Linked DNA regions of Homo sapiens: region 1 is linked to region 2. The links are chromatin loops, found by intact Hi-C in ENCODE. Cell type or tissue: heart right ventricle. All regions are shown on one strand. Links, peaks and the distances in the headings refer to the core of each region. The heading gives the core; the rest is flanking DNA.

What was found. Hi-C counts contacts between places; a loop is a spot of excess contacts. Peaks named below come from ENCODE experiments on the same cell type or tissue, not always from the same donor. Only the 100,000 strongest peaks of a DNase experiment are listed, where the experiment ranks them.
Region 1: it touches region 2 in a loop (2.3-fold over the local background); 9 of 110 quality-filtered maps call a loop at or near these places.

Annotation. Positions count from the first base shown.
Region 1 is chr4:78,597,799-78,602,592 of GRCh38, reverse strand. ANXA3 (annexin A3) reads right to left here. Exons shown (of 13, transcript NM_005139.3): 11 at 1,025-1,083. Among named protein-coding and RNA genes, the nearest start is that of LINC01094, 46 kb to the left of the region's middle. In heart right ventricle, for the core only: no CTCF peak of the experiment used is centred there; a DNase peak (open chromatin) is centred at 2,528.
Region 2 is chr4:77,957,487-77,962,280 of GRCh38, reverse strand. It overlaps the pseudogene LOC100128297. Among named protein-coding and RNA genes, the nearest start is that of MRPL1, 97 kb to the right of the region's middle. In heart right ventricle, for the core only: a CTCF peak has its summit at 2,521 (motif pointing left); no DNase peak of the experiment used is centred there; H3K4me3 peaks cover 545 bases.

The DNA of each region.
Region 1 (4,794 bases), core at 1,581-4,080, 640 kb before region 2:
GACAGACAAGCAAACACAGGGTTACGGCATCATTAAAGGCTGCCAACTCAGCTTGGTTTATTTTAAGCAAGGCAGTTTGAGAGGCCACAGGATCTACTGGGTCTCAAGCTTGAGGTTTGGCATTCTAAAACAAGTTTTACTGCCTGCACTTACTGTGAAGCAGTGAAAATAATGTGGTCAATACTTCTCTGTACCTATCTCTATATGGGTTAGAATACTATTAACCTATGAGGCAAATCAGTAGACAAATTAGCTACTGTAGAAAACTAATCTAAGTGGAAAAGAAATATGACATTCTATCAACATTAAGCCATATTTTTACCTTCTCATTTTCTTTTTTTTTTTTTTTTTTTGAGACAGAGTCTCACTCTGTCGCCCAGACTGGAGTGCAGTGGCGCAATCTAGGCTCACTGCAACCTCTGCCTCCTGGGTTCAAGCAATTCTCTGCCTCAGCCTCGCGAGTAGCTGGGATTACAGTGCATCTGCTACCACGCCCGGCTAATTTTTGTATTTTTAGTAGAGACAGGGTTTCACCGTCTGGCCAGGCTGGTCTTGAACTCCTGACCTTGTGATCCACCCGCCTGGGCCTCCTAAAATGCTGGGATTACAGGCGTGAGCCACCGCGCCTGGCCTGCCTTCTCATTTTCTATTTAAAATAGAGGATGAACTTTTAAAATTTAATATTATACATGAATTTTCATCTTTCATACAAGTGGAATATTAGCATCTACTTAAACTCATCATATTAGAGAAAATGAGAATGTTTTAGTTAAATAGAAATCAAATTATACCTACTTAGAAAAAAATTATTTCATAAACCCAGGTCTGTTTATTTTGAAGAGAAAATCAGGTGTCTGTGTAAAGAGTGTATTGTATCATACCTTGATTTGCTGTAATATAATTTATCTTAAAATGTTTAAATTACATTAAAATAACTAATTTTTAAATATTTGTTCTACTATTTGCATACTTTCCCAAGGGAATTAAGGGACGCTAAGAATGCACATGAACTTTCCAGACCAACCTTCAAGGCTCGATGCAGTCTTTCGGCTAAAAAGGCCGGCGTGTTCCTCACACAATTAACTGTAACAAAAAGCAAATAATGTTCAGCTTCACGGAATAGAAATTGGGTTAATCTATAGTAAGTAATATGTTTTTTAAAAAGATTCTTTGGACTGTCATACCACTCTATCCCCTCCCCACAACTGGCTTTTACTTGGAATGAAAGAAAGGCTGCTTACCCTGATTTTCATAGCCTTTTAATACCATATTTGCACAGAACTTTAGCACAGTAATTATCTCCAGCCATGGGGAAAATAAAATTACCTGCCAAAGAAACTCCCACAGCGACTGACTCATCTCTGGATCCCAGACACCCCGAACACCTACGCTTTCCCTGATAACTCCCTAGGGTGCGACACTGCTCAGCTACTAGCATCTCGGGCTACTGATGAACAACCTGGGCCTGACAACTGCAGCGATGTTGCTCCAAATAACTCATTAGGCACGCAGGGGCACTGGAGTTCCATTTAAAAGCAATTTTTCCCATGGAAAGAATTTTCTTTTAAATGACTGGATTAGAATTTATAGGCTGGTTAGAGTGACTCCATTAGAACAAGTATCTGTCATCTAAATTCAGTTGCCTTAAAAAAAAAATACAATCCTTCAATTCTTTATTTTGAAATAACAAGTAAAGCAGAAATAAAACAAGAAAAAGGAAACTGACAAAAACGCAAGAGTAAATTATCTTTTAAATAAAAAGAAAATAGGAATAGAAAAGTCTGTAGGGAAGAAACCTATTTACAGCAACACAATTATTTTTATAATCTTAAATCTGATCTCTAGGTAGGAATCCAACCAAAAGTGAATGGATTTTATAATGAATTTTGGAGCTCAGAACAAGAATAAGTGACTTTCTCATCGTGGCTTATAGACTGTCTTAAGGAAAGCTAAAAGACTTTTGGCTTTTTGAGTGATTTAAGGGAAATAGAAGGAGAAATGTATTAGAAACCCAAACACAGCATTTAGAATCAAACTGTTACATGAAGTTCTCTGACAAGAAACTAACCATTTAAACTAGTAAAACTCACATTAAGTAAGCCATAATAGCTTGATAAAAAATAATGATGCCCACTTTCATCCTATTAAGCTTTCCAGTCACCTCCCTGCCAACTAGATTTGTACAATCCCTTCTTTTCATGATCCTTTCTTCCCTTTAGCTTGCCTTCTGCTTTATATTCTTACCTACTAGATTTGTTCTTCATATCTGAAAGTTTTGGAAGGTGGCAGTATGTTTCAGTGGGAAGGAGGCTTTATCACCCAGCACCATAGGCAGGGAAGCTTGGGAGTCCGTTAGAGTTAATTACCATGACCAAGAATTCATAATTGCCCATTCCCTACCCTCTTCATTGTCTTGACCACACTTCCATCAGGCCTCTCTCCTCCCACAGGTTCCTGAACTCTGGCTTGTCCCCAGTCCTGGGCAAGCCCTAAAATGCAGAACATGCCTCTGTTGCAGCTTATCTTGAGAGTCCAGCTGTCCACTGCCAGACGTGTTTCCTGTCAATCCCCAGTGATCATGCCCTTGTGCTTGCCCAACATTAAAAGTTGCTGCTAAGACTTTTCTGTTGGATTTTGAAACTTTTGCACATTTTTCCCCATCTTTTAGAGATGGGATCTCACTTTTGTCACTCAGGCTCTGGTGTAGTGGCACCAACATAGCTCACTGGAGCCTCGACCTCCTGGGTTCAAGCACTCCTCCCACCTTAGCCCCTTGAGTAGCTGGGACTACAGGCGTCCACCAACCTACCCAGCTAATTTTTTATTTTTTTGTAGAATCTTTAATATATAGATTAACAATATAAAATGGAAAAAAAATTAACCAGTTCTATCATTGCCATTGGAACAGTCTCAGAATGCTGCTCTCACTATGTTGCCCAGGCTGGTCTTGAACTCCTGGCCTAAAGGGATCCTCCTGCCTCAGCCTCTCAAAGTGATGGGATTATGTGCATGAGCCACCACACCCAGCCCAGTCTTTCAGGTTTCTGAAATCAACATGTTCTCTCTATTGAAATAGTTCTACTGAATAAAGCCTCTCCTTACTTAAGTCTGGATTTGTTCTTATTTGGCAAGTAGTATGCTCCTATTACACGATTCTAAGATGACACAGCTCAGATCGTTTTTCATGTCAAAAACTATGTGTTGACCATTGTATTGGATTCCTTGTGTATGAAATATGCAGAGTAGGCAAATCTATAGAGACAGAAAGTAGATTAATGATTATAGGAGCCAGGGGGTGGGGAGGATTGGAAAGTGACTGTCAATAGTTACAGGGTTTCTTATGCGGCTGATTAAAACGTCCTAAACTTAGATTGTGGTGATGGTTGCAAAACCTTGTGACTACATTAAAAAGCATTGAATTGCACACTTTGAGTGGGTGAACTTTATGGTATGTAAGTTATATCTCAATAAAAAATTTTATAAACTGGTTTATTCCAATGGTAGACTGAAACAAAATGAAAGTGTAACATATTTTGAACTTCAATTGAATTATAAGGTCTTTTTTTACATGATAAAATAATGTGCATTATAGCCCAAATGTAATACATTATTCAATGATATATTTCCAAGAATGCTCCTTAGCTCAGTGAATGAGAGTTTGTACATCTCAACAAAGTTTTTCAAACATTACGGCTTAGCAAGAACACCAAATGAAAAACAGCAAGCAGAATTAATATAAAGATTAACAATATAGGCCAGGGGTGGTGGCTCAAGCCTGTAATCCCAGCACTTTGGGAGGCAGAGGTGGGCGGATCACTTGAGGTCAGGAATTTGAGACCACCCCGGCCAACATGGTGAAACCCTGTCTCTACTAAAAATACAAACGTTAGCCAGGCGTGGTGGCGTGTGCCTGTAATCCCAGCTACTTAGGAGGCTGAGGCACAAGAATTGCTTGAACCTGGAAGGCGGAGGTTGCAGTGACCTGAGATTGCGCCACCACACTCCAGCTTGGGCAACCGAGCGAGACTCCGTCACAAAGAAAAAAAAAGAAAAAAAGATTAACAATGTAAAATGGAAAAAAAAATTAACCAGGTGTATCATTACCACTGGAACAGTCTGAGAACTAATTATGAAGACTGATCTCAATTCTACTTTTTTAATTGAAGAAGAAAGTTTTCCCTTTCTTAGCCTCCTCGGCTTATCTTTTAGCAATTCAGAGTCAACAATGAGCTGAGATTGTGCCACTGCACTCTAGTCTGGGTGACAGAGTGAGACTCCATCTCAAAAGAAAAAAAAAAAAGAAAGAAAGAAAAGAAAAGCCACTGATATCTTTCATAAATAACCAAATATGGTGGATTACCAAACTGGCTTAGGTCTTAGTTGCATGTGTGTGTGTGTGTGTGTGTGTGTGTGGTTTTTTTAATTAAAGAGACAAGATCTTGCTATGTTGCCCAAACTGGCCTTGAACTCCTTGGCTCCAGCAATCCTTCCACCTCAGCCTCCCAAGTAGGTAAGACTACACGTGCATGCCACTGTGCTTTGCCTACGTCTCAGTTTTCAACAAAGCTCAATAAAAATGCCAGTAGAAATAAAATATTTCAGCTCTCAAGAAGTCTACAAGCTAAACATGGTCACAAGACAAATACAAATTTAAAAAGCAAGGTAAGATTTAAAAAGATGGCTGGATGTGGTAGCTCACACCTGTAATCCCAACACTTTGGGAGGCTGAGGTGGATGGATTGCTTGAGCTCAGGAGTTCACGACCAGCCTGGGCAACATGGTGAAACCCCATCT
Region 2 (4,794 bases), core at 1,309-3,808:
TACCATCTCACACCAGTTAGAATGACAATCATTAAAAAGTCAGGAAACAACAGGTGCTGGAGAAAATAGGAACACTTTTACACTGTCGGTGGGACTGTAAACTACTTCAACCATTGTGGAAGACAGTGTGGCGATTCCTCAAGGATCTAGAACTAGAAATACCATTTGACCCAGCCATCCCATTACTGGGTATATACCCAAAGGATTATAAATCATGCTGCTATAAAGACACATGCACACATATATTTATTGCGGCACTATTCACAATAGCAAAGACTTGGAACCAACCCAAATGTCCATCAGTGGTAGACTGGATTAAGAAAATGTGGCACATATACACCATGGAATACTATGCAGCCATAAAAAATGATGAGTTCATGTCCTTTGTAGGGACATGTATGAAGTTGGAAACCATCATTCTCAGCAAACTATCTCAAGGACAGAAAACCAAACACCACATGTTCTCACTCATAGGTGGGAACTGAACAATGAGAACACTTGGACACAGGTTGGGGAACATCACACACTGGGGCCTGTTGTGGGGTGGGGGGAGGGGGGAGGGATAGCATTAGGAGATATACCTAATGTAAATGACGAGTTAATGGGTGCAGCACACCGACATAGCACGTGTATACATATGTAACAACCTGCACGTTGTGCACATGTACTCTAAAACTAAAAGTATAATTAAAAAAAAAAAGTTTTACAGGCCAAGTACGGTGTCTTACATCTGCAATCCCAGTACTTTGGGAGGCCGAGGCAGGAGGATTACCTGAAGCCAGGAATTTTAGACCAGCCTGGACAACATAGCGAGACCCTACCTCTACAAAAAAAATTAATTAGCCAATCATGGTGGCATGCTCCCGTAGTCCCAGCTACTCAGGAGGCTGAGGTGGAATGATTGCTAGAGCCCAGGAGTTTGAGCTGCAGTAAGCTGTGATCGTACTACCACACTCCCGCCTAGGCAACAGAGCAAGACCCTATCCCCACCCAAAAAAAAAGAAGAAAGGAAAAAATAAAGTTTTAGGTAGCATATAATGAGATATAGAAAGTGTTAGGCCTTTTATTCATTTAGCAAATACTTCGAGTTTTTTTTTTTTTTTGGTTGGCTTTTTATCAATGGGAAGTGACTGAAGAGTCAGAGATGTGGAAAACCTCCAGAACCGGGATGTCTCCCTTCTACTCTATGTCCGACATAAACATGCAATTTCAGGGAAGAGGGAGACCTCCACATAGGAAGGAGAAAAAGGAAATATAACAAAATGTTAAGTGGTTGTTTTAGGAATTCTGGGTCATTGAGTTCTTTCTTTAAATTCTTAATTATGTTGATTTCTCTACTTGCCAAAATGTAATATGCTTCCATTTGTTTTAGATAAAAACCATACAGTAAAACTTTTTGTTCTTTTGGATACCTTGGATAAAAAGATATACAAATATACCTTCCATTGTTGATAAGAATACATTTCTAATTGTATATTTTTATTCAAAAATAAAAATTCAGCCAAGCCCCGGAGCTTGTGCCTGTAATTCCAGCACTTTGGGTGGCTGATGCGGGCAGATAGCTTGAGCCTAGGAATTCGAGACCAGCCTGGGCAACATAGTGAGACCCCCATCTCTACAAAAAATAAAACAGCCAAGCATGGTGAGCACCATGGCATGTACCTGTGGTCCCAGCTACTCAGAAGGCTGAGGTGAGAGGATCACTTGAGCCCAGGAGGCCAAGGCTGCAGGGAGCGTGATCGCACCACTGCACTCCAGCTGGTGCTGGATGACACAGCAAAACCTTGTCTCAAAAAAATAGTAACATTTTTAAAGTAAAAAACAAAAATTTAATTGAAGATATCAATTTTTATTTTAAAAATATTGATATTTACATGCAACCTTTTGTGACTAATTATGCTGCTGCCTCGTTTTGAGAACTACAGTTCTCAAAGCACTAGAAAAGGTGTTTGGCTCGTTATTATGTGAAAAATATAATCCAAACAAAACAAACAAAAACTAACGGTACTCAATGGCTAGAGTAAAACACAAAAACAATGGGTTCTGAAATAATGCACCTAAAATCTTCTTGTAATTATAGCTTGACAATTTTTAAAGCTCTATAGGTTCAGTAACATGATATGTGGGATTTGCTTGTAAGTTCTGCAGAAGGGATGACGACAAGCTGGGGGCTGGGTACATGGAAGGGACAGGTAAAATGGGAATAATAGCAGAACATTGATCATTGCTGAAGCTGAATGGGTATTCATTATTGTATTTTCTTCATATTTGAAAAATTCTATACTAAAAGTTTTAAAAAGAATTTTTACAAACCTCTAAATACGCATGATCACAGAAACAGAAAGCAACCTCTGTTATATTCCCAAAATAGAATGAAATAAACAAACAAAAAATTCACTCTGAAATAAAGCTCCAGGTGGCCTATAAAGTGTTTTGTGTTTTCTATTTGTACAGGCAAGTGAGAAAACAATTATTGACCAGTAAGTACGCAACTGTTTTTAAGTTGTATGAAAGGCTGTTATCGCCACCTACTGGACTCTGTTATTGACTACTTGCTGTAAAAAATTAAGATTTTTTTAAAACCAACAATCATTATTTAACAGGTCCCCCCATCCCATCTTAAGCATCTAGTTAACAAAACAGTATAAATAAAACCATCAAATTTATGTTCTTGTTTTTATATTAGTAATGCTAATTAATGTTATGTTACATCACTTCTTAGTGTGAAATGCCCCCTGCTAAAAAGGTATATATCATAAAATTTGGGTTTGAAAGTACATTGATGATCATCCTATGATGTTCTTGTTTTACAGAAGATCACAGAACTTGAATTGTTTTCCCATAGGGTAAGAACCCAGAATTTAAATTATTTACACATAGGGATAGTCCAGAAAGTTATAAACTAGTCCTGGCTCTTAAGTTCAGTGCATTATTTTTTTTTCATTTGTCTTTTAAAATCTAGACCTATATTGCAAATTTTATATCTTTTATAACTTGGCTAATTGCACACACCAGTGATTCTCCACTCTGGTGCATCAGAATGACTTGTGAAAGTTTTAAAATAAAGCTGGCACCAAAGCCAGAGATTTTTATATCCAGCCAGGGTTAAAAGAACTATTAGTAGATACCAGTGGTTCTCAAAGTGTGGTCCCTGGACAAGCATCACCATCATCATCATCATCATCATCATCATCATCATCATCATCATCATCTCGCCATCACCTGGTTAGAAATGCAAATGTTCACAGTCCACCCCAGAGTACTGGGTGGGGGGCTGTAATTTGTGTTTTGCAAGCCTCCAAGTAATTTGGATACAAGCTAAAGTTTGAGAATCACTATTATTTACTACAAAACCGGTAAATTTCTACTCTTTTACATACAAGAATTAATTTAACTGTAGTAGAGCCCTCTGGCTGTGCGTGTCTGAGGATCAGCCTCCGGGGGCTGGACAGTTTGCTGAGCCCCTTAGTGTCCCCTGGCGCTAAGACTCACACAGCGGTCACGTCCAGCTACCTGCGTCCTCCAAGGTGCCTCTGTTCATCAGGAATGGAGCCAGTAACAGCAGGTTCAAAGATTTATGGCATGAATTTGGTCATTATGATCCTATAGTTGATGTGTATGTTCCACTTGATTTCTACACTCACTGTCCAAGAGGAGTTGCTTATGTTCAATTGGAAGATGTTCGTGATGCTGAAGATGCTTTACATAATTTGGACAGAAAGTGGATTTGTGGATGTCAAATGGAAACAGTTTGCACAGGGGGATTGGAAGACCCCAAATCAGATGAAAGCAAAGGAAGGTAGGAGTGTGTACAGTTCTTCACGCTATGATTATGACAGATATAGATGTTCTAGAAGCCAAAGTTATGAAAGAAGATCAAGAAGTCGGTCTTTTGCTTACATCTATAGAAGATCTTGTAGTCCTAGAAAGAGTGGATGGACTGGAAGACCATGGTGTAGCAGAAGCCATTCCAGCAATGATAGAGTCAAACACTGAAATCAGTCTTTTTCAAGATCTAAATCCAATTCAAGATCAAGGTCCAAGTCCCAGCCCAAGAAAGAAATGAAGGCTAAATCGTGTTCTAGGTCTGCATCGCATGCCAAAACTAGAGGCACCTCTAAAACAGATTCCAAAACATATTACAAGTCTTGCTCAAGACATAAAAAGGAATCAAGGAAAAAAGAACCGCCTTGTTCCAAATCCCAGTCAAGGTCACAGTCTAGGCCTAGGTCAAAATCTAGATCAAGATCTTGGACTAGTCCTAAATCCAGTGGCTACTGATAGTATAAACCATGATCATTTTTAGGCACGTATCGTTCATTCGCTCATAGATTGGCTTAAATTATCAGGAATACAATGTTTAACAAACACTTGTTAGTTTTCCCTGTACCAGGCAATGGTTATATTAAAATGACATGCTGTTGAGAAGCCACTCTTGAGTCCAGTTTGTTTAGTGCTATGGGCAGCTACCAATTTGTTGTGTCTGTGTATATTTTTGTAAAGATTCTCGTTTTTATGCTTGAAGTATTTGGTGAAAAGATGTTGGTTAACCATAATTTGCAACATTGTCTTACTAAACTTTCATATTAATATTTGGTAGAACTGTTAACCTAGGAAGGAGTAAGATAGAGTGTTACAAAAGTGAAGTTGTGGCCACAGTACAACACTGACTGCTCAGACACATTTAGGTTCAGTGTGGACCTTTATGTCTTATCAAGATGTCTAGGCCCTTGATAATAGTTTATGATGCAATGTGGATTAGTTCTTTTGTTAACTCCACCGTCTTGGGGAATA